7 separate regions of the Homo sapiens genome follow, and regions 1, 2, 3, 5, 6 and 7 are each linked to region 4. Evidence: read pairs that join two places in POLR2A ChIA-PET (ENCODE). Cell type or tissue: CD4-positive, alpha-beta T cell. All regions are shown on one strand.

Region 1 (4,000 bases), 80 kb after region 4:
TCTTGACTTGTGTTTTGGTTTTGGTTCCTGGCCAGTTGTAAAGTTCCTTGTAGGTAAGAGTTAATGTCTGCATTCTCATCCCAGACACGGAGCTCGGCAAGATCCCAACAGGAGATCCCAGCAGGAAGGGTGTGGAGATGTGTGTCATCCCTGGGGCAAGGGCCATAACTACCAGTCACCTAGTTAATTTCAAATCAAAGTAATGATCTGTTGTTAATGACTTCTCTGTTTCTGTGAGAGGCACTGTCAAGTAATGCAGTGCTTAGGTATCTAAAAACCATTAATTTGCTTCCTCTGTGTCTCCTAACAGAGTCTCCAGGAGATAATCATTATGTAAGTCTTACCCTCCAAATCCAAGCAAGAGGTGGTATTATTTCTACCATGAGGAGACACGCAGAGAAGACAATTGGGTCCTGGATCTCCATCTTTCCATGCCCCATCCCACCACTCTAGATCTAGTAAGTAAAATTAGACTGATATAGTATGTGTGTTGGGGGCACGGGAGATAGGTGTCATTTAATTTTCATGACTAAAACACAGAAATTTTGAACTTGAGAGCAGAATAATGTTCTCTAAAATAAACAGAACAGGAATGCTGAATGGTGAACAGCCTCATGGAACTCCAGGAATAGCAGGGACAGGCTGTTCTGTGCTGATGGTTCTTGAACCAGTGTTTTTAACACCCAGCGACGTTAACTGCATCTTAGTCAAGGCTGAGGTACTCTCAGTAGCCCTTAAAGCATTACCTCCCCAAGAAATCACTCTTAAGTACTGTAGGTTTAAAAAAAGAAAATCTCAGGTACCACAAATTGCACTTAGCAACTACCCAACCATATTATTTCCTTCCTGTCTAATGTAATTTTTGTTTTCCTGTATAAAGGACTTATGTTATTTTGAAAAATTATCCTCCCTCCTAAATTAACCTGGCTTTTTGTCTTTAACAATCAAACAAGCTAAGAACAAGAATGAGGTGGTCCTTCTAACAAGCTTCTAAGTAACTAGATGTAAAGATTTTCCTCCATAACCTTCATTGAAAATGGCAAATTGTTCTGTTAGGAGGTAGACGGCTGTGGAGAGTGCAGGAGAGCAGGGTGGGAAGCCATATTCTGAAAGCTAAGCCAGGCAGTCTGTTCCCTGGACAAGGCTCATCTCTGAATGAAACCACATGCCACCTCCTCCTGCCCCAGCAATTCTTAGTCATTCTTTCATCCATTGATGCAACAAATAATTGTCATTTAGGAAGGGGGAAATCACTGAACAAGTCTGGCAAGAGCCTCGCCCTCAGGGGCTTACAGTCTAGCGGAAGTTACAACAAATAAACTAGATGACTCCATTAATTCATTCATCCCACAAATAGCTATTGATTTTTTTCATTTTTCAATAAGTAGTCATTGAGCCTTGACTATATGGGAGACACTGAGGATGATTTTTGAGCAAGACCGGCAAGATTCTTGCCTTCAAGAACTCAGTTCGATTGTGAATTTTCACAAATAAATTAACAAGATGATGTCAGAGGGGTAAGTGCTATAAAAAATGCAACAGGATATTGTGACGGAGCAGAGCAACAAGGTGAGAAACGGTGACGAGGGAAGTCTCTCTGGGAGAGACATCTCAGCTCAGATCCATCCTATGCACCTAGGGCAAGGTGTGCCCGGCCAGGAAGCTTTTCTACCCGACCCCTGGCACCGTGCTTCCGGACCGCATCCCTCGTAGGGGTATTATTCATGGGCAGGTCTGATGTTAGCTTCTCCGCGTCACGCCTTATTTATCCCCTCCGAGGGCTGCAAGCTCCTGGCGGGCAGGTGGGACTGGCCCAGCTGATCGGCTGGGTGGCTGGTGGATTTGGGAAAACAGCCCGGGCTGACCCAGGAGGTGGCTGGAACTCTCTATAGGGCACCAGGAAATTTTGCACAAGTGACCACCACAACGAACATCTATGTCAGCAGGCTGACCGCATGCGTCCACACGCCTCGAAATGCCAGGCGAGGATGTGCTGGGCCAGAAGGACAAGGAGGGCCAAGCGGGCGCGCAGGCACCTCCTGGACCTGACCCAACTCTGCCCAGAGGTCAAGGCTCGCTACAAGCCCGCCGCGCCTGCGCAGCACAGCGCCCGCGCCGGCCCCTCCAGCTGCCGTCGGCGGCACTGCGCCGGCGCGATGCGCCCGGCGCTAAGAGGCGGGGTTTCCTTGCGCCGCGCGCAAGGCTGGGGCAAAACCCGGGCCGGGATAGGGCGTGGGGCCGCGCGTCTGGACGTCCCTCGCGTCGGGCCCGACAGCGCCTGCGCACTGCGCCGCCGGCTGGGGTGCTGGGGGCGGGGCAGGGGCAGGTGTAGCCTCTGTGCCTCGTTGTCCCCTGGCGCTACCCGGACATCTCTCAGGGTGCCGGCACCATGAAGATCTGGACTTCGGAGCACGTCTTTGAGTAAGTTTGGGGCGCGGGTCGGCTCCGTGGAGGGCAGGCACGCCGGCCCTGGAGTAGAGGCGAGGCAGAGGCGGCCCGCAGGAGGCTTCTAGGCGTCGGGCCTAGCGAGGGGAGCGAACTCTGAAGCCTGCGGGCCCCGGCGACACGGAGGGCAGACCAAGGTCACGACCCCGAGGCGCCCTAGCCGAGGGGACGGCTCCGACCTCCAGACCCAGGCGGCCTTGCGACCGGCAGGGCTACGGGGTCACTTCCGGGCTGTCCCCCACCATGAGGTAGCCTCGGGCCGGCGGCCTCCTGAGGTCCTGGGGGCGTCGCGGAGCACGAAGCCCTTGACAGCACTCAGGGTTGCCCCATCCCGCCCTGTGAAACCACTTTGGGACGTGGACCCGAGGATCCCAAGAGGGAGGTGTTGGTTTTCTCCAGAGTGTACTTTCCCTGGCCGCCGTTTGGGTGGAGTTTCTACCTTCGAATGTGAATTTCGGGTGAACTCTGACCACCAGGATGTGAAGCCTTTTCACAACTCGTTCATCTACGCAGCAGAGCCTTGGATTTGGAATTCAAGGTCTAGCTCTGGCTGTAACAAGCGTGTGACCCTGGGTTACCCATTTTCATCTGAGAGATGGAAAAGGACGATCGTCAGGGCCTACCCGTGTTAGCTCTTTGAGGCCACGTTCAGGAACATCTTTTTGGATAATGTGAACTGTTTACTAACGAAACTAAGCCTTGAACCAGTTGGATGTGGAGAATTATATTCTCTTCTAGGTCCCTGATTCCATTTACAAAAGAGCCACAAATTTAAGCAGCGAAATCCTTTTTTTTCCCGAGTTACCTGCTCTGTTCCGCTGATCTTAATGTCGTTGCCACACTGTTTTAATTAGTATAGCCTTGTAAATAAATATGCTACAAAGCCATTTATGTTTTTAAAACTGTCTCTGAAGGCAAATTTTTTTTAAATTTCTTTTTTGAGGCAGAGTCTCGCTCTGTTGCCCAGGCTGGAGAGTAGTGGCGTGTTCTTGGCTCACTGCAACCTCCGTCTCCCGTGTTCAAACGATTCTCCTGCCTTGGCCTCCCAAGTAGCTGGGATTACAGGCGCCCACCACCGCGCCCGGCTAATTTTTGTATTTTTAGTAGAGACGGAGTTTCACCATGTTGGTCAGGTTGGTCTCAAAGTGATTCGCCCTGGTCAGGTCGCACCTGACCTCAGGTGATTCGCCCGCCTTGGCCTCCCAAAGTGCCGGGATTACAGGTGTGGGCCACTGTGCCCGGCCTCTGAAGGCAACTTTTAAAACGTTGTCCGCATTTGTACTCAGTGGGACACATCCTAGGGCCTGCTGTATCCTGCAAAGTATAGAATACTGGAATCAGAAGGAAGCTTTCTTTTCCCCCTACTGTTTAGTCTTTTTGGGAGGAAAAAGACCCGAAATTTGTGGTCATTTAGATGTTCATTAACCTGGTCGCATTCATCACTAGTCCATTTCAGCTCCGAGGATGTTTAATTTCAGTCCTCTTCCAGGTTTGCATGCTTCAGTCCTCTTCTGGGTTTGCATGCTTCAGAGGTTCTCGGCACTCAGTCTCCCTA
Region 2 (4,000 bases), 85 kb before region 4:
ATCAATGGCTGTCCCACATCTTCTGGGGGCCCAGCATGTGCCCAGCCCACCTACACTCTATCTGAACTCCCCATGTTCCCTCTTCTTGACCCTGAGACTTTATCCACTCAATCCCCAGTCCAGAAAGTCTCTGTCTGTTCTCCCTACATCCAGATTTCCAAAAGAACCCCCATCTTTCCAGAAAGAGCCTCCTTTTTGTCTTCCTCCCCCAACACTAATGAGATGACCTCGTCCTCTGCTGAACAACAAGAAAACACTCATTACCCACATGCACACTCATGGGCACTCAGTATGTGCTAACTGTCATGCACATGTGTTTATAATGCTGAGCATATGATGATACTTGGTCATCCATGCTGGAGTCTGCAAGGCATTGCTGCACCTTGAATCTCACACTGACAGACCGTCGACATCCTAGACAGACAGACACGAGATGTCCCGGGGAAGCAAACAGATCTGCCAATGTCGTTCCCGGTGGCATCTGAGCTAAGGGGTGGACAGTGGGTCAGTCTGTCTGTCTTTGTCCTGTACCACATTTATCGAGACCAGGGGTCACCTTAGTTCCCCTCCCTGTCACAGTGCCGAGTCCAGTGCCTGGGGAGCTAAGCAGGGAGGCTGACGGGGAGTTCCAGGAGCAGCTCCATTTGGCTGTCCTTAAGGTGCTGGGAAGAGAGCTGGTGGTAAGCTCCTCCATGGGGGCAACTGGCAGAGCTCTGGCTGATTCTGTTGGATTCCACCAGTGACCATCAGAACCTCCCAGGTAGCGGGGGCTACCAGCTCTCTGCCAGCGTCTCAGCAGGGGTTCCATCCAAGCTCTACCCCATAAAGGAAAATTCAAGAACTGGAGCTGATGGGGGCAAAAGTGAGGGAAGAGTCCATGGGAACAGGGAACGAGGAGTCAGCCAGCAAGTACCATGACCCCCGAGGCTCACTTCGTACTTGGAGTTCCCATGCCTCTGGAAGTCACCCACACACACACAATTCTGTGCACAATTCCCAGGTACCCTGAGTTGGCACTTCAGAGGGTGCTGGGCTGGACCTGGATTCCCAGCTGTGGGTTATACATTGGAAAACTCTTAAGGAGAGACGAGGGGCATCCACAGGGCACCTGGAGAGCACAGAGGTGATATCGATGGCACCTGTGCCTGTCACAGGACGGCCCAACGAGAAAGCAGAGAGTTGCATGGTCCCCTGGCCTTTGCATGGGGGAGACATCCTCTTGTCCTGGTGGTACAGACCAGCATTTAGCCCTGAGATGCCCTCCATGGGGCGTGGCAGTATCAAGCACAGCCCAATGGGCAATTTCGCTGGATACAGAGGAGGGAGATGGAGGTGAGGTTGAGAGCCACAGATGAGGAAGAGAGCTCAGAGCCAGCTTCTTGATGGAATTTCCACCTACCCAACCCCCTGCATCCCAGCCTCTCCCACATGGGGCTTGACCCTTGACCTTCCTTAACAAAAACAACCTTTCTTCTTCAACAACTGGCCCCAACTGTAAGATGAATTCTTGCCTGGATTTAAATTCTCTCTGGGAAACAAGACTACTCCATGTCCTTGCCTACCCTGGAAGGCTCTGGGGGTTGGGGAGCAGAGGTGTGGGGAGAGCACTCAAGTGCCATCTGCCTGTAGGGGGCACTGGAGCTACACAAAGGTGGAGGCAGAGTTGCCCCAGCAAAGGATCCCCCAGGGCCAAAGACCTCAGGCATGAGACAGAGCCAAGGGTTAGCTCTTGAGCCAAACAGACAACAATGAACCACAGAAGGATGGTAATTCAGGCACTGCTGGCCAGATGGGACCCTGCAGCATTTCCCACAGGGTATTCATTTTTCCCAATCAACAATCAAGCAAGGCTAAGGCTGAGCTCCTTAATGCTGGGGAGAGGGGAGAAAGGAAGAGGAAATTGAGATCCAGAGAAGTTGAGCCATTTGCCCCGGTTGCCCAGTGATTGCAGCTTAAAATAGCCATTTTTCCAGGAAGCAGCCCCACTTAGTTCGCCTTTTATTTATTTCCAAGCATGGTGAAGAGTGTGCCTCTTACCACTTCACATGTAAGCAATGTACCCTGCAGCCTCACATAACTACTCATCTTTCTATTTCACATGGGCTCTTAAGCCCATCCACAGACCCACTTTAGCTTTACAATGACCCTGCAGAGAGAACTGAGTGAGCTTTCTTTTTAGAAATAGTGAAACTAGAGGCACCAAGAGCTGTGATTCATGTTCTCCTGGGTCCTGGAGGGAACCTGCACCTGGTTCAGAGCTTGGCACAGGTGGCCAGTACTCAAGGATATTGGTGACTTCTCAATATTGAATTCTCCGTCTTCTACCACATGCCCTCCCCACTAGTTTAGGGTCACTTTGATTGTCTCATAGACGTCATGCCTCTGTTACTCTCCCTTTTGGGCCTGACCCCTGTGGCACTTGGGGCTGACTCCTGCCCATCCCAAATCCCCAGTGTCTATGCCTTGGGCGGGTGCCTTCGAGTGCCCAGTCTGGATGCACCTCCAAAGAGAGCATTACCTGCTATTTCTGAAGAGGTCTGCCCAGGGGTCCTGCATGGCTTCAGTCCCTCAAGTGCGGGAGGGTGGCGGCTTCTTCTTCGCACCCAGGTTGGTGTGCGAAGTCTACTGGCTCTCAGCTGAACACAGCTCTGCAAGAAATTCCCTTTGTACCTGTAGAAGAGAGAAGCATGCTTGCAGTAACCAGCCTGGAGAGCACATGCCTGGAAAAATCTGGAAAGTCACTGTGGGGTGCCCAGGAGAACACGGGGCTCAACCTCTAACTAGCTGGTCAGCTCTGAGCAACTCCTGATCCCTCCATACCTCATCCCCCACCTCCCCAGGATAATGCGCCTAGCTTCAGAGGTTGTTGTAGGAACTAAATGAGGTGGTCACAAAATGCTTCCCAGGATGCTTAGTCATAGCAAGGGCTTAGTCAAGGATAGTTGCTGCAATTAGGTTTTAAGCTACGTGGTCTTGACTACTTGCTTCACAGACTGTCCAACAGTTTATTCTTCAATGATGGAAATGTTCTGTAATCTGCATTGACAAATACAGCAGCCATTAGGCCCATGTAGCTATTGTGCATTTGAAATGTAGTTAGTGTGTCTGAGAAACTGAGTCTTAAATTGTATTTCACTTTAATGAATTTAAATAGCCACGTGTGGCTAGTGACCACTGTACTGGACAGCATTCTTCATAGACCTTCCATCTGGAGGAGCCCTACTGGATCATCTGATTTATTTGTCTTCAAATAAATTTTCTTCAAATAAGATGTATTTGTCTTCAAAACAAAGTATTCACATCTCAGAGGGATGTGATGAGGGTAGAGAAAGAAAAACACTAGAGCTTCTATTTATATTTATTTTCATCTAGTCTTTCTTATTTGTGACCACCATATTGGACAACATTCTTCATAGACCTTCCATCTGGAGGAGCCCTACCAGATCATCTGATTTATTTGTCTTCAACACGAAGTATTTACATCTCAGAGGGAAGGCATGATGACAGTAGAGAAAGAAAAACACTAGAGCTTCTATTTACATTTATTTTCATCTAGTCTTTCTTATTTCTATTGTTTCATGTCCTTTCTTGTTTCTATTGTTTCATGTCATAGAGCAGAATATATGTATAATTTGTAAATGAACAAATACACATTTAATAGGTGCAGGCTACAAATTATTTTACTAATAGGAATGTGCAACCACAAACAGGCCATCAACCTAGTATAGCACCCCCATTATATAGGCAAAAGAATGAGACGAAGAGCCAGGCCTGCAATATGCCTTAAGCTCTTTTAGAAGATCTTTGCACTGCTTCTAACTGCCTGGTCAAGCCACAAGTAATCCCTTCCCTTTACAAGCCTCAGTTTACAATATTTCTACTCCACAGTGCTCCTCAGAACCGGCTATTTTCCTTTCTCATTTATCTGAGCCACCGCCAAGATCCAGCCGCAGTCCCCTAATCACCAGGGCCGCTCACAAAATTTTAAATAAGATCTACA
Region 3 (4,000 bases), 50 kb before region 4:
ATATTCGCAAATAAATGAAAACAAATAGAATCTGTCACCAGCAGGCCCACCCTCAAAGAATGAAAGTTCTCTAAACAGAAAGGATGTAACAAAAAGAGAAACTTGGAACATCAGGAAGGAAAAAAGAACAATGGAAACAGTAAAAAAGTGGGTAAAAACATTCCCTTTTGAGTTTTTCTTTTTTGTTTTGGGGTGTTTTTTTGTTTGTTTTGTTTTTTGTTTTTTTTGTTTTTGAGACAGGGTCTTGCTTTGTCACCCAGGCTGGAGTGCACATACATTGATCAGTGGTGCGTACATGGATCACTGCAGCCTCAACCTCCTGGGCTCAAGCAATCCTCCTGCCTTGGCATCCCAAAGTCCTGGGATTACAGGCATGAGCCAACACTCCCGAGCAAGTTTTCTTAATCATGTTTGGTGGCTGAAACAAAAATTATAACACTGTCTGATATGGTTCTAAATGTATGTAAAGGAAATATTTAAGATAATTCTAAATGTGAGGGCATAAATGGAGGTGAGATTTCTACTCTTCACTCCAACTGGTAAAATAACGACACCAGCAGACTATGATAAGTTCCATATATATAAAATGTAATACCTAGAGCAACCATTATGCGGTGGTATCTGAGAGAACCAGCCTGAACCGCAGGCTGCAAAAGTGCTCCCTGTGCAGCCTACAGCCTTGGATCAGGGATAATCCATCTGCAGCCTTCCAGACAGGGAAACTAAAGCCGCGTAAAGCCAGCTAGCCTCCCGTGGCCAGGAGTCCACACACAGTGGCCGTTTCCTCTGCAAGCCCCACTTCCTCTATGCATGCCACAAGCTCCAAAGCCTTCTGTCCTGCTGTGCCCAGGCTCCCAGATGCATGCCCACATCTCTGCTTGTGCATGGTCTGCTATCCAGCAGCACCCCAGAGGGTTGTCAGCTGTTTGCCTAGCAACTCCACACAATCTCAAGTCTAGCTGAATCAGCCAACTTCTCTGCTTTCTGGTGGCTAAAATCACAGCTTCTCCAATGAGACCTGAATGCCTTCCAAGTGTGTTGTTTCTTGAGTACTCTCCCTCAATCTTAGGGTACCCTATAGAGTTTCCTTGTACCTAATAGTCACTCTTTCATTGTAACTAATCATTCCTACGCCAAGTTTCCCCTGCATAACCCACTGGGTGGTTTCTGTCTTCTGACTGGGCACAGAAGTCTACAGAATTGTCTCTGGGAATGGTCCCAAGAGATCCCTAATGATGGGATTTAGGGACTAGTGTGGTTGTGCTTTTGGATGTGAGCACAGTGTTGAGCTCCTTGACAATGAGAAATGTGACTCTTGTAACCTGTGAGGTACAAAAGCATCACAATTAATAAAGCCATCACCTGTGGTCAATTGCGGCAAAGTGCCAATTTAGAACATGTGCCTTGGAAGCTCAAGTGGCTTCTGCTCCTGCTGTATGGCAGGAATGATGACCATAAGGGATGTGGTATGAAATGGATTTCTTTTCGCGTCCTTGAGCACTTACAGAGAGAAAATGACAAGCTCAGGTCCATTAATTCCCACCTTGAGTCATGATCTGAGGATCACACAGCCTCCATGACAGCCCTCAAAGAATGTCTCATTTTTGTAGCCACAGGGCTGATGTTGCTGAAAATCAAACAAAAAAATTAATGGTGCAAGTTACTGAATTAAAATGGCAGTTGAATTCACAGTCATGCCAAGCTTCTCATGTGAAAATTTGGGCACTAATCAGGAAAAAAGGGGATCCTAAAACTCGAGGTGAGGACATCTTGTTGGACCTAGAGAAACTGACAACATTGACCTCCAGGTCATTCTGAGCCTCCCGTACAAGTGGCAGCAGCTTCCCCTCCACTGTCCACAGAGGCCAGACTTCCTGAGCTGGAAAACCTTATGATGCCTTCACTTAGGGTAGATGCCTTGAAAGGGAATACTGATCCTTCTCAGAACCCACCACAACAAGCCCCTGCTCCCTCTAGACTTAACTAGATTTAACTGAGTCAAATCTCAGCATGGCCCAAGGAGACAGGTGCTCACTATGACCCAGAAGGAAATGGCTCACACACCAGAAGAGCTGAACGCCCTGGCTAATATGTCAGCAGAATCCTAGGGAACATGTGTGTGCAAATGGATTCTGTGGGTTTATACCAAGGAGGGCAGAAAACACCACCAGCCATTGGACCAAATTCATTGACAGGAGTGCACTTACCAGAGAGTCTCAATTTAGTGTATTAGTTGTGCAGCTGGATGTGGCTTTAACAGCTTCCTAGGTTGGTTGACTGAAATCTGGAAATGATGGTGACCTGCATTTAGTGAGGCCGGAATGCTGGAGCTTCCCTGGCATGACACAGAGGAGGGGCTCTAAAGACTATGGGAAATATGCCTGCTGGGCCGGGTGTATCACAGGCAACCTCCAACTCTCCCAGCGGCATGCCTCAAGAAGACCCAGAAGGCCCCTCTTCAGGAGGGCGCTGAGAAATGCATTAATGAGGGGAGCATCCGCATCCCCGAAAAGATCTGTGGTTGCTCTTTTTCCAGGCCAGGAAGAGCTGTAGGGGACACCACTATTGAGACAGGCTCCCTCATTTCACTGTGGTTGTTGGGGGGTCCCAGAATAGCAGAGGACCAAGTGGCATCACTTCATTGCCAAAGAGAAGGTGAGCGTGCCACGGGAGCAACAGGGAATGGCAGGAATCCGAATTCTTTGGCTCGCAGAGATCTTAGCAGTAACTAACTGATCACGTTGTCCCTCGGAGGGAAAGACCAGTCAGTCTACTATGATATCATAGGAAATCATAGGAAAAGTCCTAAGTGTGGTGGCAAGTAACGTGACTCAGTCATCAAATGGAGACTCACGGCCCTTTACCCAGTTTTCAGAACTAAGGCAGTTTGCAGACCTACAGGCCCTTGATTGAAGGGAAAGCCAGGTCCCCTTGAAAAGGACACTCTACTATTGCCAAAAGGATACACTGTAAATCTTTCTTTATGCCTTCTCAAAGGGACCTGTTGCCACATAGTGGAACAACTGCAATTTGGGAGAAAAGTACATACTCATACTTTTCAGGAGTTAGTAGATATTCCAAGAGGTAAAGAACCCAGGGCAGCTGAGGTCAAGGAAGATGTGGAATGGGTGGTGGAAGAAGAAAGTCACAGATATGAACTACAACTTCATGATCAATTATATAAACGAGGACTGGAGGGGGTTTGTGTATGGTCTCTATGTGTGTTATATGAATGAGTTTTATTTTATCTTTACTAATCATTCTCTACTTCTTTCTCCTACTTCATGTTTTAAATTTTTATATATGAGTTATTGGAAGTTAACTTTACAATTTAGGCTTTAGGGAACAGAATATTCAGTGAGAGCTTGACTGAATTTGAAGAGCAATTGATACAGCCTGTGCTGAGTACAATGACTGCATCTGCTCATTTCGAACAAGTGAGAACCTCTTCACTTGCTAGAAGCATGGATGTATCTTGTTAGGTGGAAATACAGAGCCATTCTGTTGTAAGAAAGTTCACATGCATGTAAAGGGTACACATGGGGCTGCACAGGCAAAGGGATAGACTGTGCCAGATAGAAATTTATTGCCTCTCAGCTCCAAAAAATGCCATTCAATACATGCTGTATGATAAGGGATGCAAACTTTTAAAGATTTTCTCCTTTAAAGTGGACACAGTGCTAAGTTTTTCCAACAGAGGATGTTGGAGGGTCATTGCAGGAGGAAGAGGCTTCCTGCAGTTTCCAGGAGGGGCCCACGAGAGGGCCAGTGGTGTGGGTATGAGGACATGCCATGGAGTTCCCCCTCCCAGCCACAGGCCCCAGGACTCACTCCCTCTGCAACCTTGCAGCCTCAGCCCAGCAGTAATCTGTCTGCAGCCCCCACAACATAAAAACCAAAGCTGTTGCACAGCCTGCCTGTGGCTGGGGGGTTCACATGGATCTGCTCCTTCTGCAACCACACAGCCGGCACACTGTCTTTCTGGGAGCTCTGGAGACTT
Region 4 (4,000 bases):
GAGGAGGGTGGACACCGAAACCAACTAGAGGTTCCACCAGCAAAGATGAGGAGTGGCGGGCTGCCAAGCCCACTGCGATAAGAGCCATTTTATTCCACACTGAGCCTCTCGAAGGGGCCAGCCCCTTACACGAGAGAGATCTGAGGTTCAGAGAGGTGACCTGACAAGCACCCCTGTTTTCTGACTACAAGCTCTGTGTTCCCTTGCGTGACCTCCTCCTTGCTGGGGTGGTGAGCCCAGCAACAGACAGCAACGATCCTGGACATGCTGTACCCACGGAGGCGTCTGGCCCCACTGCACAGGCTGCTTAGGTACATCTGTAATCCCCCAACCCGGGGTTTAGAGTCAACAGAAGCCAGATCAACAGCTAATCATGCTTGTGAAGCCCAGATGATTTCAGAACTTGGATTGCTAACCCTGAGACAGATGGTGAATCAGGTACACAAAAACAAACCTTATGTGGCACTGAGGGATGTTGCCAAGGGACAAAAGAGGTGACAGTTTTGTTCAAAATCAGACTCTGTACCCAGCTGTGCTTCCAGCCAGCCTATGGTAATATGAGGCCAGATGAGACCACCAACACAGCCATGATTTTTCTTTGGCAATGGGGCCTGAGGAATGACCCTAGAGGCTAGAGTCATAGAACACAAACAGGCATCCCAGTGTCCTCCTCCCGTTCAGAACCGAGGGAAAAGAAACGGCCATAGGAAGAGTTTATTTTTCCTGAGCTGCTGGAGGATCACCTGACATTGCCACCAACACAGATTATTTTGCGTAGGAGTCCACCCCACCTTGTCCCCGCACCTGAACCAACAATCCTGACCTTCACGGGGAATGGTAAAGGTTCTCCTGGCAGGAGGAAGACCTGTATTGCCTGCTCCGTGTGCCCTGGCTAAGCTAGTTTGAAGTCAAAACTTTAATATCCTTTCAACTGTCACTGACTTCAAATATGCTTCAGAGAGCTTCTTAATCTGGTTTATGTTCTGTGGATGAGATGCCTGATTGGAGCCCAGAAATGCTGCTGTAAATCAAATGCCCCGATTAGAGACACTCCTCAGAAAGCAAGATCCCTTAGCAGCTGTGTGGCTGGGCTGGGAAGACCACCATGCTCCTGGGAATTAATGGGTAGCCCACTCCCCTCACCTGCACTGACCCTGTCATCGAGTCACCTCCACATCGCTCTCCTTGAGCTTTCTTCCTCCTTGCCCTGCTTGTCAAATACAGACAGGGCTGCTGATTTTGTCTACACCCCTACCTTTCCCCATTTGGGGGTCCCCAATAACCCCCGGCGCTGCTGTCTGCTGGCTCCTCTTTCCTACGGGGTGGTGGCCTCCTTAGACTTCTGGGTCAACCCCTACCTCATCACAGCAGGCCATGCACAGAGACTCCACAGAAACAAAGGCTTGGAAAAAGTCCTCCACCCCCGACGGAACTTCTTAGCTGGGGTTGTTTTGGTGAGACAGGATGTTCACATCTGAAATGTGCCTCTGAATATGCAAGTGGGTATTTGCCCATCATTTATTTGCTATGCATAAGATTTCCACGCACGGCTGACGATTTTCTCTCATAAACAGATGCCCCAAACTTCCTTTCTCTCTCTCCCTTAAACCCAACATCTGGGCCATCTACGTGGATGCGCCATTCTATGGGGGTAGCCACATGGGGGTGGGAAGGAGATGCAGTCGAGAGAGCTGAGCTTTAGCCCTAGAACGGCCGGAAACTTCCCAGGGACTTTGGGCAGATCGTCAAACCTCCCCGGGGTTCAATTTCCTCCCTGACAAAGTGAAAAAAAAAAAAATGAAGCTAGTGTTGCCCCACCTGCCTGCCCAGCCAAGCTGTAGGGAAGAGGAAATAGAAAATGCAATGGCTTTGAAAATTAGAAACTGTGACATCCAATTGTATGATACAGAAAATGACACAGGGCATCTGAAAATGGACCACCAAGCCTCCCGAGGGAGATTCTGGATCCAGTTGAGCCTCCTTGGTACTACTTCAATGAGTCTGAAGAGTAGAGGCAGAGTGACATGATCATAGTAGAAAGAATAACACGCAATTTATTGCAAGCTCATTGCAGGTTAGACACTGTGTAAGTGCTTCTCATGCATTAGTTCACTGAGTTCTCACCACCCTCTGAGGCTGACATTAGTGAGATCCTCATCTTACAGAAAGAGTTTACGAGGTCAGCTGGTTTGCAGAATGTCACACAGCTAGTAAATGGTGTCACTAGGACTTGTACTCAGGTCTGTCTGACTCCGGGCCCTGAATGCTTACCCACTAGACTAGACTAAAATCCTAATGGCACATTAGACTGACTGCGAGCAGCCCTCTTCCCTCTCAGGACCTCAGCTTCCCTCCCAGCTGATGGAGAGGATGAGTAAGGGACTCGATGCTGTTCAGACCCCTTCCAGCTTGAGCAAACTCTCATTCTTGGAATGAAGCTTGGCTGAGAGCAAATTGTGAACTCTTGAAGGAGGCACTTAGTGACAGTGCCGCATGCTGCTCCCTGGCTGTGAGACTTTTCTCCTGCTGTGGAGATGGGCCATGAAAAGAGAAGGGCTTCCTGTTGTTCACTTTATAGCTCCCCATTCAGGCAGTGCTTCTTCTAACAGACTCTCAAACTGCATGGAGGCAAGTTGTTGTTTTGCTGGGAGAAGGGAAGCTTCTTTAGGCTAATTTCCCCCTCCTCCTGATTCTTCCTGTTCTTTGTAGTCTTTTGCTTTACCAGACTCGGATTTGCAAACCTGTTGTCAAGGCAACACTAGGTTTCTCTCTTTGCACTCTAATGTCTCAATGGGGGTATCCATGGCAACAAGAATACCTTGCGCTTTCAAAGTCAGTGACCTTCCAAAGCTTCCTGGGATGTGTGGAGTTAAATTATGTTTAGACAATTTTTTACCACAGCTACCAATTTAGTACCTAATAAGCCTAACTGATGACGTCTGTAACAGTTAGCTTTTGCTGTGTAACAAATAACCCCAGAAGTTAGTGGCTTAATCTGAAAAGTATTTATCATTGCTGTAGAGGTCAGCTGGGTGGTTCTTCTGGTCTCAGCTGGGCTTGCTCATGCTCACCTGACTGAGCTCCATCACGTGTTTGGGGGGCATCTGGCTGTAGGCTGGATCAGGAGGGACTCATCCAGGACAATCGGGCTCTCCTCCACATGGTCCCCATTCTTCACTAAGCTATACCAGGCTTTTCCACACAGAGGCAGTAGGCTGCTGAGGCAGGGACAAGGGAGGGAGAGTGTGAGCAGACAGAAGCCACAAGGGCGCTTGAGGCCTGGGCTTGGGACAAGCTCAGCATCTCTTCCACCATATTCCATTGGCCAAAGCAAGCCCCAAGCCAGGCTAGATTCAAGGGGTAAAGAAGTGGACCTCACTTCTTGATGGGGGTGGGGAGGATGGCAGAAAGGTCACATTGCAAAGAGAATGAGAGAGGAGGGATGGAGAATCGTGGCCATTTTTACAAACAATCTATCACATCATCCTTCCACATTTGTTGTGGAAATATTCAGGCACTACATACATGTGAATGGAGCCTCAACAGCCAATAAGCAATCTTAGCAGAGATGACATGGAACCCTCAGAATTCTCAAACCTCTCCCTGCTCCCTCTGGAAAGTGCTCTTCCTCCTCGGGATGACGCAGGTGTGAGCTGTAGCACAGCTTCCGTCTATGCATGTTGGTCAGTCCACCTGAACCTCACAGATTGAGAATACCATGGGTCCCCAGGGGAAAAGAGAGATGCTGTCACCAGAAAAAGGGACACTGAGTGCTAGACATCCAAAAACAACAGATGACTCTGTAGTCCTCCCCCAGCCACCACTCGCCGAGAAGCAAAAATCCACAGTGCATCAGCAGTCACTTCTTTAGCATGAGGAATGGAGTGATTTCTTATCAGGTGAAACCTCTTCCAACTGTGAACTCCTGGAAAATTTCAGGATTTGATCAAAACTATTTCTAAAAACAAAACCTGGAACTTTCAGCTGTCCTGATCCTAGA
Region 5 (4,000 bases), 90 kb after region 4:
CAACTATATTTTGGGTAGTTTTTTTTTTTTTTTTTTTGATAAGTTGGTGTAAGGCTATGTGACTTGATCAAAACAGATGCAGGGCCTCTAAATAAAAGGGATCATCTGAAATTAATGTTGTTTGAAATTACTATCTGATTTTGAGGGTTCCAGTATTTCTGTGAAAATTCAACAAGAACTCCTTGGAAACTGGTATTGATATTCAGTCTCCTTAAGGTAGATTTTTCAAGCTTTTCATACATTGGAACTCCACCTGACTTTGGACCAACCCCAGAACAGAGCAGAGCCACCTCCTATAGACGCCCATTGCCCTGCTGCTGTACACTTCAGCAGCTTGCACAAGGGAGCTCACTTAAAAGGAGAAATTGTGTAGTTTTAAAATATATTTTGTGTAAAATACCTTACTATGCTATAAACCACCATTAAAAACCAGTGTTTTGATTTGGTACTTAAATATTTTTGGAGTGAAAATTATCACTAAAGTAACATGACTCCAACAAAAGTATGGTTTCATTATAAAAGAGTACTGTATTGATTTGCCCAAGTTTTGTAACTTAGTAAAGGTATTAACTTCCTTGGATTTGTACTTTGTGATTTAGTATGCTGTATCGTGGGCTGGTTATGTTAACTGAAAAAAATAAAGTCATTACCTGAGTTTTGCAGTGCTCTAACTTAAACAGAAGAACAGCTGTTCACATCTTTTAGCATTTTACATTTGCCTAACTTAAAAATTGCCATGTGTCAAAATCATGGTTTTGTAATTGCTAAGGCATGATATGTCAGGTTATTTGAATATAATTACTTTTTGAAGTAATTGTGACCACAAAACATCTTTTTTACATGAAGGAGCTGTGTATCATTTGAAATTACTCAAATGATGTCTTGCTCTGAGGCATAAATCCCAGGTACTTAGTGTTTTTAATAATATGGTGCCACTGCAGGATTTGGGGGCGGTGGGGAAGAACAAGCATAATGGTAGGGGGAGGCTTGGCCTGAAACTAACCACTGAGTGAATTGCACTGCAGGTTTTACTTAACGGGAATTCCTTATTTGGGATGTCAAGAGGGCAGCTGCAAACTGAAAAACAATCCAGTAAATGTACTTTGTTTTATGTATTGTAGCAGGCAATTAACTACTAAATAATAGCTTTGACATTTGCAATTGTTGCATAGAGACTATTTTTGCTAGAAGATGATTAGCTCTTGCCTTTATTTTACAGTGCTTAGTGTGATAAACTTCTAGTCATGTTTCCTATCCAAGAGACCAGTTAATATATGTACATAAACCACAGAAATAGTATAACACACTATTTTTAAATTATCGTTTTCCTACTTAAATTTTGTTTAGCTTAAGACTTCTTAGGACATTTGTAAAAGCAGGTTAAATTTAATAAGGTTTCTGATTTTTTTTTGTAACCGGAGATAGTTTTTACAAGTGAAATAACATTTCAGCTAAATAAAACATCGCTAAATAATTGATATTTGATGAAAATCTGCTTTGTATAATTTCTGTAAATTATCCTTGTTCTGAAAAAGGTGTAATGCCCTAATATTTTTAAATCCTTATCCTTTGATTTTTTAAAAACTGACCTATTGATAAAACTATAAATTTTCATTTTCCAGTGCAGTTAGTTACCTTTTTAAACATAAATGCACAACAAGCAAATGAATTTAAGAGAACTAAACTGGAATAAGTGTTCATAAATGAAACCCTTGGACTATTTAATAAAGTTGAAATGTGAATTAAGGAAAACTTTTGTTAATAAAAACTTTCTTTTAAGTGATGTTTTTCCTGATTATAATTTCTTTTTAGTAATTAAAGGTGAAGGGCAAAGGCTTTTTTTTCTTTATGAGAGAAACACTTTAATTCCTAGACTGTGAGCCTTCACTGCGTTGGGTTAGTTTCTCTAAATCACAGGCTCTGAGATGAGCATTTTCCCGGCCGCCTGGCAGTTCCCTGTGCCTCCAGTGGGTTTTCCTCACATTTTTCTTCCCATCCATTCCGGGCAACAGTGACAACTGTTGCCTTACCCTCCGTCTTGTCGCACATCGGAAGCAGGTCCTAGAACTACAGAAAACGCTAGGGGGTCCTCCACTGGGTTTCCAGGGTTTAGTGTCACTCCGAGAAAGGGGGTGCCCTAAGAGCCTTTCTAAATCTCAGCTCTCAGGACACGCTTGTCTGTCCACAGATTTAAAAAAGCCGGCGCCGTTTCCCTGAAGCGGGCGCAAAGCCAGGCCCTCGGGGCGGCCGTGCCCGCGCCGCCTCGCGTCCTCGCTTCCCGAAAGCACGCGGCTCAGTGGTCCTTAGCGAGCGGGGACACCCCGGCCTTCTTGCCCCCGTCGTCCCCGCCGGGGTAATACGGAAGGTCGGGGGACACACGCCCCGGGAGCTCTTGGAGCCAATAGGTGGGCGCGGCCGGCCGGCCCGCCCCGGGATTGGCACCCGCAGTCCAGACCGCGCGCGCCCATTGGCTCCCGGCGCCGGGGGGCTTCCGCGGCAGGGCAGCAGGGGCCGTGCTCAGGGGCGGGGCCGGGTAGGAGGCGGTGATTGGCAGGTCCGCACGCCCCGCCTCTTCCGCTTCTGTGGTCTGATCTTCCTGCGGCTGAACCGCCCGGCTGAGCCGACATTGCCGGCGTCTTGGCGATTCGGCCCGACGAGCTCCGCTTTCGCTACAGCATGGTGGCCTACTGGAGACAGGCTGGACTCAGGTAGGCCCAGGCCTCCAGAGGGAAGGGCTTCGCGAGCCGGCCCGCGCGCATCCCGGTGCCCAGAGGTCATGCAGGACACAGAGCAGCGGCCCCACGCGTGACCGGGGTTGGGCCAAGCCTCGGGCGTCGCCGCCAAGATGGCGTCGCTGTGGGCAAAGCGCTCAGGCGGGCGCGGCCTCGACCTCGCGTGGGAGCGCGTCTGTGTCCTGCCTCGCTTCCCGACGGTGCGGCCCAGCACCCACAGAGTGCCCCTGGACACCTTTGTGAATGGCAGGTTTCTCGAGAGAGAGGCCAGCTCTTATTTAGCAAACCTTTTTCTTCTAGAATGGTGCTGGAGCCAGGTGGTGAAAGTAGTACAGTCACATCCACCTCGGGAAACAGGAGATTTCTCTCCACGTGACCGCCGTTAGCAGCTTTGACCTTTAATCCAGCATCGAGGTGGAGCCTTTTACAACTTTACACATTTTTTTTTTAAACTTTTAAGTCCTGTTGATTTCAGGTTTCCTTATGTCTAAAAGGGGTGAAAGCCATAACTGTCGAGAGCCCCTCACAAAGATGAGAGGTGGCTCCTGGAAAGCTCAAATATGGAACCCACTTGAGGACATGGTGTCTCATAGTGGAACCGCAAACCATTGGTCTAGCTGTCACATCCGATTTTTTTTTACCCGTGCACCTGAGTGAGCAGAAGTACCTTGCTCTAGGTGACACACCTTGTTAGTTGACTGGATGGTGTAGCACTTTACATTTTGTGGGTACACTACAGCGGAGCTTCCCGACTTGCTGAGGTCAAGCCAGCGAAGTCTTGTAGAATTGGAAGGATGGAAGGATGATAGTCCCAGTAGTAGATACCGTTTATTAGGCAACCTACCCTGTGATCCATACTTTTTCACACTTGTTTTTCCTCCTCCCAGCTATCAGCAGGACAGGTATTATTGTCCTTTTATTCTGTTGTTTTTTTCAGGTGAGTGAGTAAACGTGCTGAAAAGGTTGAACAGCCTGAAGGTCACCCAGTTAGTAAGAATGGAAGCAGGCATTGGAACTCATACCTCTGAGTCCCCAAAATAAATTCTAAAACATGAGAAAATAGCACCCCTCCCCGCTTCCTGTTTTTCAAAAGTGGGAAAGGTGATCTGACATCTTTTGGAAACTACAGTGTTGATGGGAGTCCATCTACCAAACAGGAAGCAGGTTTTACAGTTTTGCTAGAATTGATGATGTTCTCTAAGCACTTTTCAGTTTGATTTAGAAATCTTCATTAGGAGGTTATTTTCAGTGGCAGACTTGTGAGACAG
Region 6 (4,000 bases), 100 kb before region 4:
ATGGGACGAGGCAGAAGAGGCGCCCCCCCACCCAGTGCTCTTCTGCCCTAGGGTGCAGGAGAGTGTTGGCCTCCTGGAATACATGAGAAGTCAGCTTGGAAGAGGATGCTACCAAACCACGGATGAGAAGCCCATGGGCACCTCAAAGCACCCAGGCGGCGAGGTACCTGGGCTGGTGAGAAGCCGGGCGTGCAGAGCACGCACTTGTTGGGAGGGGAAGCAGGTCTCCAGGAACAAGAGGAAGTCCCCCCACCCGCCACGCACCATCACATTTCCAAGGTGGCTTCTGAAGGCCTCCTGGTGCGAGGGTACTCAAAGTGGGTGCCCTGCTATATTCTCCCAGGGGGAACGGAAAAGAAGGACGTGTTTCCCCGTAATCCATCCACCCCCAAAAGAGCGCTGGCCACACCGGTTTCAGTGTTTGGCTCCAGTGGCCTGGATGTGGGGGTGGTGGATGACAGGGAGAGATGACTCCTTCCTTCCTCCCTCCTGTCCCGTGGCCTCCTGGCAGCCTTTGAAGTAAAGGTCTCAAACTAGCTGACTGTATTTGGGCCCAGATGGGGTATGTGTGCAAGTGCACGTCCGTGCGTGTATGTGTGTTTAAATTAGCACCCTGTAAAAATTGAGAGATTTTATTTAACGTGAAATCTGGGTTCTGCCTTCCCCGTAGAGCTAGATGAATACCAGCCAGCTGGCCTCACCACACAACAGCCAAGGTTATATGATTCAAAGCACTCTTTCAAATTCTAGATATATTTTGTGTAGTGTTACTATCACCCCCATTTTACAGATGGGGAAACCGAGGCACAGAAGAGCTGAGACACGTCCCTAGGATGACATGACTACAGGTGGTGAAACTCGGCAGCGAGCCCGAGTGCTTTCCTCCGAGGCCCGTTCCCGTAGCCGCTGGAGCACCGCTGCCTCTGCTGGGAGGCTGCTGCCGGCTCGTTCCTCCTGCATCTCTCTGTTAAAACGTTTGCTTATTAACATTTTTCCATGTGCTTTTAAAAAACATGGCTAGTTCTGAAAGAGAACCAGTGTGTCTGCAAGCTGGAGAGGAAGGAACCATCGCACACACTTGGCAAGCGAAGGGTCCGGGAGTCCTGGTCACCGTGCAGCGATTGGGAGCCTGCATTTTGCGGCAGAATCCTGGATTCTGCTTTACATCCCTGCGGACAGAGAGCACCCAATAGAGCCTTCGGCACCTCGTTTTGTCCTTTTTCTTCTTTCACCCCCATCTCTCACCCTGGTCCTGGGAAACTGAAATAATGTCCCCCCTCTGACCTCCTCCAAGGCCCCCTTCCTGCCTCCTCCTGTTATCAGCTGGGGCTCCTGCCTCCCCTCTTCGTGAACATTCTTACTCTTGCATTTCTGGGTGGCGTTTATGTGAGGGCAGTGAAACATCATCCACAGGCTGGGGTCGTCTGGTGCGGGGGCCGTGACGACAGTCGCTTGCTCAGCGGGGGGTCCCAGCCGATTTGCAGAAGCCAAGGAACTAGGATCAAAACCCTGCTCTCCCTTCCTTCGGCTTCAGCCTGCTCCCTTGGTTCTACCACGGAAACCCCTACGAACATAAAATAAATTTGTACCGCCAGGTCCCTGGTGTTCAGAGCAGGTGCCCCTGATTGCACGAGTCTGGGGTCCGCCCGCCTCCCTCCCAGACCGGACTCCAGGCCGTGCTGCGCCGCGGAGCGAGGAGGGAGCCGGGCTTCGGCGGTGCCCGCGATGGGCGCTAGGGGGCCCCCGCGGAGCTTGGAAGGCGGCTTTGCTGTAAATCCCAGCCCTCTGCGCTTTCTTCCGGGTAATAAATTCACAAGGCTTGTTTTTTAACCCCCACCAGAGGTTAAAATAGTTTCATAAAAAGTTTTGGTAAATTCATGGGTAACTTTTGAGGTTATGTGAGGTTGTTGTCACACAAAAAAAAAAAAAGAGAGAGAGAAAAACAGAGCCTTTCTTCTCTGCTCCTGCAAGATTGAGGCTTGGCGCCGGCGGGGGCGGAGGGGGCCCGGGCTTTGTGTTCTTCCAGAAGCATCCACGTGGCTAGGCGGCTCTCCAGGCCCCCGGGCGCCCACCCACCAGGGTAGGGGGGTCTCGGGAGCGCCCAGCCAGGGGTCCGCACCCACCCCGCCGCCCGCCCGGGCACCCTGCAGCCTTCCCGAGGCTTCGCTGAGCTCGACCCCCAGCCCAGCTCAGCCCAGCCCGTGGGGCGAGTGGGGTTCGGGGCTCTGCGTTGATCGCTTCCTGCCATGCCCGTGGGAATAAAGCAAAAGTTACAGCCCCTGAGTAGGGGTTAAAAAGAACTTTATCAGATTGATAAGCTGGGAGACAGGAGGAGGCAGAAAGAAAACAGCGCAGTTAAGGGAGGGGGCGTCGCACATTAACTATGATTCAGACTCCAATGCACTGAGTTCATTTTTCAATCTGCCTTTAGGTAGGGGAAAAAAAATAAGGAAATTATGGAAAATTGAGAAATAAACATCTCTGAGAGTGCTTTGCACCCGGGGGTGCTTAACGAACACTTAATAATTTCAAACGCTAGTACTTAGAAAAATGGCTTTTGTCCGTTCCCGGCACGCCAGGTGCCTCCTAGCAAAACCGGAAAGCTGAAAATGACTGAAAATGATCGCTAATGTCTATGTGGAGGGTGGTACAAAAATCACTTGTTCATGTCCTTTGGAAGTTAAGGAAATAAGCAAGCCAAAATTTTAAGAGTTTTAGCAAGGGAAAAACCTTGGAACTGAGCTTGCATTTCTTTTCCTCAACGTATGAACTTGGGCAAGACTCCTAATTAGGACAGGGCTGGCCACACATCACCTCCTGACCCCACGGGGCCATACTGAAAATTAGATGAGGAAAAACATTTGGAGGAAACTCTCAAAATGCTACTGCAGGAAGCAATGGTTGTTTTTGGAGCAGATTCCCCATGCTCCCTGCCAGCAGCCAGCAGTGGGGTGAGGGCCAGTGTGAACTATTTACCTAGAGGACGATGGGGTCCCTACAAGAGCACAGTATTGCCAGGGAGGCCTCTGGGACGAGTTGGAGCTTGGAGGATTATTCCAGTTTCGTCATTTTCTCAACCTGGAGGGCAAGTCTCACCCCGGCAGGAAGAGCACCATAGGCATGCATGTAGCACAAACTCAAGGGCCCAGAATGTACTCCCGAATCCCTACGAGCTCCCTGCTGGGGAAAGTATGGACCTGCACCATTCACTGCCTCCCTCCTTTGGCTTGAAGACGTCTTGTCCAGACCTGGGGGGAAAATTCAGTGTATGCTCACCCCTGCCACCTCCCAGCCATGATAACCACACACTGTAAAGTCCTTTGTAGTTCACACAGCACTTTCACAGTCACTGTCTCATGTAACTTGAGCCTCTCCTCAATCTCAAGGGCAAATGAGTCAGGTATTCCTGGACAGGCTTCATGGGGTTCTTGGGCACCAGATTAAATGAATTATGGACTCAGAAACTCCAGCCCCATTCTACAGATGAGGACCTGAGACAATGAGAAGGAACAAATTTTGCCCAAAGAACTAGTAAAAGTCAAGACTCAAACCAATTCCTCTAAATCCAGAAAGCAAAATTATTTATCCTGTACCAGCCTTGGCCTCAAAGGAGGCTGAGAGAGAAAGGGAAACGTTAGGCTTTCCAAGGTTAATGGAGTAAGGTGGTTGAGGAGACTTTGGAGTGTCTGGCATCAGAAGGAGCAGATTCTTCTTTAAAAAAAACAATAAAAACAGAATTGTGTTCTCAAATTCTAGCTAGATGTTGAGACCTAACCTCTTTCTCTCTGATTAAAAGGGAGGTTAGGAAGGGGTTTAGGCAAGTGTTAAAGATGGAATCAAAACAAGACTTTCTCCATGGCATGATCAAGAGGCTGGAGAGGGAGTTGAGAGGAGAATCACCTTCCCATTATGAGTCAGTGTCACTGAAGGTTTCTCTCTGTAGCCCCTAAAGTTACTTCTCCCCTAGGTTCCACTCACACCTTAGTTAGAATTAATCCTA
Region 7 (4,000 bases), 130 kb before region 4:
AACGCACCAGGCACAAGAGCATGTGCTTGCATCATCTGACCATAAATAAGCATTGACCATTTGTGCAACATTTAAAAGTAATCAGCATGTCACCGGATCATAGGCATTTTGAAGTGTATTTACAACTCCACCAAGGACGTGAATTACTCTGAACAAGCTTCAGTTTTTTAATGTATCTGAATTTTGTCTCCAAAATGAACAGAAGTATCTTTGTGCCCAGTTCACACCCCCGTCTCTTTGTCAAGCTACTCCAATTATCCCAAGTGTGCTCTCCACCTTGGAAGCAAATCCTCAGTTTACTAATGGAGAAAGCCAGTTGCCTCGACTGTGTGGGGTCCACTTGTGGAGAAATGTGTTGATGGTGGCTTTCTTGGTTAGTGCCATTTGATTGCAGAGAGGCAGTGGGGGACAGGTGCAGAAGACGAGGCTGGGAGTCAAGGCCCAGTCACTGTGCACGTTGACCATTTGCAGAGTTTGCTTCCTTGCCATGTCTGCCCTGCCTGGCACCATTTGAAGATGAGCAGAGCACTCCCAAGGGGAGCTGGGGAACGCTGCGGCTGAGTTGGGGGTCAGAAGTTGGTTGGAGTTGGCTTGTAAATAACTCAAAATGGCTTTCCTAATCTGTAGGTGTTTCACAGATAGAGTTTAGTTCTTCCGCCAGCCTGACAACATTTACTTGTGAAGCGTCAACAGTCTTTTTGACCAGACACCATGTTTCTCTGGAAGCTTCATATTTCTATAACTAATCGGTCTTCATCGTCGCTGCTGGTGTCACTGAACTCTACTCGAGTTTGCTTTCTCATTCCTTCCAGACTCCTCTTCTTGAGGGATTTAGAAGGGGCTTCAGGAATTTCTATGGGCTGCTCTGGCTTAGAAGGAACCACAGAATCTTTCCGAGTGATTAATCCAGATACCTGACGTTTCCTACCGTCACTTCCTAAAGAGGGGCAGGGGACAGTCATTTCCCCACACCCATACTGGCCTCTGGAAGGAAAAAACGTCTTGTGTCTCCCTTCCTTGTGGTGTGAACTAGCTGAACTTGGTCCTGAAGCTGGTATTTCAAGATGAGTTTTTTCAGTTGACTCCAGTGGAACCGAATCTGAAATTCTTTGTCCAGATGAAGGTCTCCCTGGCAAGAGGGTCTGTGCTCTGCCCTCTTCTGTGACTTTGCTGTCTGGGGAGCTTGATGTCAGAGTCCTCCCTGCAGTCTGGCTGTGGTCTCGTGATTCAGCACTGTGAATTTCCTGGGCTATGTGATCTGTTCTCACTGGCAGAGAAATACAAACGGCAGCCACAGAGGTAGCAATGTCATGGTGGGGAAAAGTTCCTTTGGACCCAAAGGAAGAAGGCCTTTGAGCATCTGAGAAGATGTATGGTTTGGGATCTGTTGAGACTGAATCCTGGGAGGCCAGCAGCTGAGTCTCCAGCAACCCAAGGTCAAGACCTTTGCCAGGGGGTAGAGGCACGTCATTAACCACTGCCAGGCAGGTGTCAGATTGCAGAGATAATCCTGATGTGGCAGCAGTGCTGTGAGTAGTACAGTCACCATGCTCACCAGCAGATGGAGAAATATCCTGCAACAAAGTGCAAAGGAAAAAAAAAGTGGGGGGGGAGGTTAATTGGTACAAAGAAAAATGTGGTCAGAAACGTGGTCCTCAATGAAAACAGGTCTTGAGGTCTTAATGATTCTTTACCAAGGGTGAACTTCAATATGACGCCCTCAATAAGTTTCCATTAATAACTAATTGGTGCATTAACTCGAATAAAGCTCCTGATTGATACAAAATAGGTTGCTGACGTCCTGTGCTTTTATCTGGCTTTGTGAAAAACAAAACCACTCAATTATCTTACCAGTTCTCAGCTTCCTTTTTTAAGTCACTACCGCTCATGAAGCGGATGTACTATTTTATAGGACTGTGTATTGAAGGGTTTTTTGGTTTTTTGGTTTTTTCCGGATGAGTGTTTTTCCAAATGTGGTCTGGATACATATTTTAGTGGTTTTCAACACGCAGCCCCACAGTCTGTCTGGGGGGGCTTCATGTTGCAGTGGCATCTGTCAGCCATCTCTCTATTCAGGTGTGCAGTAATAACATACTTGGGGTTTTTTTTAAAGAAACCATCAGAAATCATCCCAATGTTTGCACTACCAAAGCTACTCATTCGATACAGAATGTTTTGAGTTATTTGTTTGTCTTAATGGGCTTTCTGTGCCACGAATCTTCATAAGGTGATCCGAGCAAGTTCTGCCACACTGAACAAGAGCAGCAAGAACAAGCAGGGCTATACATCTAGACCAGGAATAGGTAGAGGCAGCTCAAAATCATCATGCCCACCTTCACAGTTCGTTTGTCCATTTCCCTGACAATTCTTGAACTTGTACCAAGAGAGAGGGTTCCTAAGGTTTGTCTGCAGTCACCTTCCTTCTTCTCTTCCTTCCCACAACAAGGAGGTGATTCTGAGGTGGCACAAGATGGCTCCTCTTGCAGATTCAGACCTGCAAGGGGAGAGGCACATTTACATATGACTGGAATTATAAAATTAGCAAAGAGTAATTTCCTGGGAGGTTGTCCATGACTTCTTGATCGCCTCTGAGCTCATTAACCCTCATCTCACAGGGTGTGTGCAAGAACTCAATTTATCTCCAACCAATTCACATTTGGTCAAATAAAATATATCCACTCTATGAAGGAAGGAAATGGCAAAACCAATTCTCAAAGTAGAAAAACCCCTGAATGATACATATCATAAAATATATCTATATTTCATGTTGCTTCTTCTCATCAGAGTTGTATTCCTGGTCATGTCTGTTTAGGTAAATTTTAGATCAGCTTGAATTCTCTGACATACTACCAAGTAGTCAGAATAGACGTTTCACTCGATGCATGGTGGGAACCCAGAAATATAAACCAGGTCTTAATTCCCACTAGAGTGCTGGGCAGCAAGGGATGAGGTTGGCTTTTGTGATGCTGTTGTTTTGTTGTGGTGGTTATTGTTGTGATTGTGGAAGGAAAGAAGGGCCCTGACAATATCCACAAAACAGCACTTCTCATACCTGTCTTTCCTTCATCCTTCACCCGCACTGATGACCTGGCATACCAGTCAAAAGGATCACAAAATTTCAGAGAGGGCAGGTTCCATCATGATATGAGATCAGAGAAATATCTTAAAACGACTGTGTCACTAGAGAAGAAGCACTAGACCCACTTTTAAATTTGCTTTTATTTTGATGAAAGGTACACATGTGCAGTCTGAAAAGTCAAGCCTAACTGTGTATTAAGAAAAACTGCAACCCCTGCCAACCCATCCATCTTTTCCCATTCGGGAGTCTTTTGACTTTTAGCTCCTTCATGTCTGATAACATTGTTATAGAACTACATTTTGTGGAAGTAGTAGCTGTGACTTCTCATGGGGAGAGAGGAGGGTTTCCCTCTTCTTCCAGCTCTCCTCCTCTTCAAACTTCATGACCCCCCACACAAGCACACATTCCACCTCTCTATCTTCTCAACAGTTCTCTAACCCCTATGGCCTGTTTTCATTTAGGCGAATATTCCATGTTTATATTAGTATGTTTAGGAGAATACCTGTCAGCACTGAATCTTGTAGTATACTACGATTACGTTGCCTTTCTTGTGAAAACTGCTTTCCCTGGGATTAATGACGATTTTGCTTTTTAAAAATTTTGCTGAGTTTTCTATGGACTCATTTCTAAAATCATTTTCCAACCACCTCTCCAATTGTCTGAGGTTTCATTTCATTCTGTGAGAAATGTTTCCTTGAAACTTTCTGATTTGCTCCAAGTGGACCATGTTTCTCTGCAGCATGGCTGTGCCCCTGGGGTCTCCCTTCATCCCCGCTGTGCTGATTCTCTTCGCCTCTTTCCTGGTTCCTGAACCTCTACAACTTCTTTTTTCTTGGTTTACACTCCTGCTTTCCTAACACAAAACTTCTAGTAGTTTCATGAGAAAGGGTACATGAAGTATAACTCTTTAGATGTCATTGG

Evidence for each region. ChIA-PET counts read pairs that join two places held together with the same protein. Peaks named below come from ENCODE experiments on the same cell type or tissue, not always from the same donor. Only the 100,000 strongest peaks of a DNase experiment are listed, where the experiment ranks them.
Region 1: POLR2A ChIA-PET joins it to region 4 with 11 read pairs; 9 of 35 experiments call an interaction of 5 or more read pairs at or near these places.
Region 2: POLR2A ChIA-PET joins it to region 4 with 44 read pairs; 5 of 35 experiments call an interaction of 5 or more read pairs at or near these places.
Region 3: POLR2A ChIA-PET joins it to region 4 with 30 read pairs; 12 of 35 experiments call an interaction of 5 or more read pairs at or near these places.
Region 5: POLR2A ChIA-PET joins it to region 4 with 29 read pairs; 9 of 35 experiments call an interaction of 5 or more read pairs at or near these places.
Region 6: POLR2A ChIA-PET joins it to region 4 with 12 read pairs; 4 of 35 experiments call an interaction of 5 or more read pairs at or near these places.
Region 7: POLR2A ChIA-PET joins it to region 4 with 30 read pairs; 4 of 35 experiments call an interaction of 5 or more read pairs at or near these places.

The regions. Positions count from the first base shown.
Region 1 is chr20:59,041,120-59,045,119 of GRCh38, reverse strand. PRELID3B (PRELI domain containing 3B) reads left to right here and starts at 2,334. Exons shown (of 6, transcript NM_016045.3): 1 at 2,334-2,421. The coding sequence starts at 2,390. SLMO2-ATP5E (SLMO2-ATP5E readthrough) reads left to right here and starts at 2,274. Exons shown (of 6, transcript NR_037930.1): 1 at 2,274-2,421. RefSeq lists a silencer at 2,017-2,416. In CD4-positive, alpha-beta T cell, no CTCF peak of the experiment used is centred here; DNase peaks (open chromatin) are centred at 1,209, 1,589 and 2,259; H3K4me3 peaks cover 1,836 bases; H3K27ac peaks cover 1,938 bases.
Region 2 is chr20:59,205,575-59,209,574 of GRCh38, reverse strand. It overlaps ZNF831 (zinc finger protein 831), which reads right to left. Exons shown (of 6, transcript NM_178457.3): 4 at 2,519-2,670. Among named protein-coding and RNA genes, the nearest start is that of ZNF831, 44 kb to the right of the region's middle. In CD4-positive, alpha-beta T cell, CTCF peaks have their summits at 1,438 and 1,637 (motif pointing right); a DNase peak (open chromatin) is centred at 1,624.
Region 3 is chr20:59,170,961-59,174,960 of GRCh38, reverse strand. The region is part of intron 1 of ZNF831 (zinc finger protein 831); the gene reads right to left. Among named protein-coding and RNA genes, the nearest start is that of ZNF831, 9.1 kb to the right of the region's middle. In CD4-positive, alpha-beta T cell, no CTCF peak of the experiment used is centred here; no DNase peak of the experiment used is centred here.
Region 4 is chr20:59,120,864-59,124,863 of GRCh38, reverse strand. It overlaps a transcript of ZNF831 not described here. Among named protein-coding and RNA genes, the nearest start is that of ZNF831, 41 kb to the left of the region's middle. RefSeq lists an enhancer at 2,288-2,837. In CD4-positive, alpha-beta T cell, no CTCF peak of the experiment used is centred here; DNase peaks (open chromatin) are centred at 1,603, 2,193, 2,533, 2,793 and 2 weaker places; H3K4me3 peaks cover 2,145 bases; H3K27ac peaks cover 4,000 bases.
Region 5 is chr20:59,030,928-59,034,927 of GRCh38, reverse strand. ATP5F1E (ATP synthase F1 subunit epsilon) reads left to right here and starts at 2,593. Exons shown (of 3, transcript NM_006886.4): 1 at 2,593-2,708. The coding sequence starts at 2,677. PRELID3B (PRELI domain containing 3B) reads left to right here. Exons shown (of 6, transcript NM_016045.3): 6 at 1-1,783. All of the region lies in intron 4 of SLMO2-ATP5E (SLMO2-ATP5E readthrough), which reads left to right. RefSeq lists a silencer at 2,350-2,639 and an enhancer at 2,660-2,799. In CD4-positive, alpha-beta T cell, no CTCF peak of the experiment used is centred here; DNase peaks (open chromatin) are centred at 2,487 and 3,357; H3K4me3 peaks cover 2,229 bases; H3K27ac peaks cover 1,802 bases.
Region 6 is chr20:59,220,422-59,224,421 of GRCh38, reverse strand. All of the region lies in intron 4 of ZNF831 (zinc finger protein 831), which reads right to left. Among named protein-coding and RNA genes, the nearest start is that of ZNF831, 59 kb to the right of the region's middle. RefSeq lists a silencer at 1,761-1,830. In CD4-positive, alpha-beta T cell, CTCF peaks have their summits at 1,551 and 1,753 (motif pointing right); a DNase peak (open chromatin) is centred at 1,761; H3K4me3 peaks cover 1,088 bases.
Region 7 is chr20:59,251,472-59,255,471 of GRCh38, reverse strand. It overlaps ZNF831 (zinc finger protein 831), which reads right to left. Exons shown (of 6, transcript NM_178457.3): 5 at 2,334-2,494; 6 at 1-1,574. The coding sequence ends at 729. Among named protein-coding and RNA genes, the nearest start is that of EDN3, 47 kb to the left of the region's middle. In CD4-positive, alpha-beta T cell, no CTCF peak of the experiment used is centred here; DNase peaks (open chromatin) are centred at 1,231, 1,521 and 1,871; H3K27ac peaks cover 2,171 bases.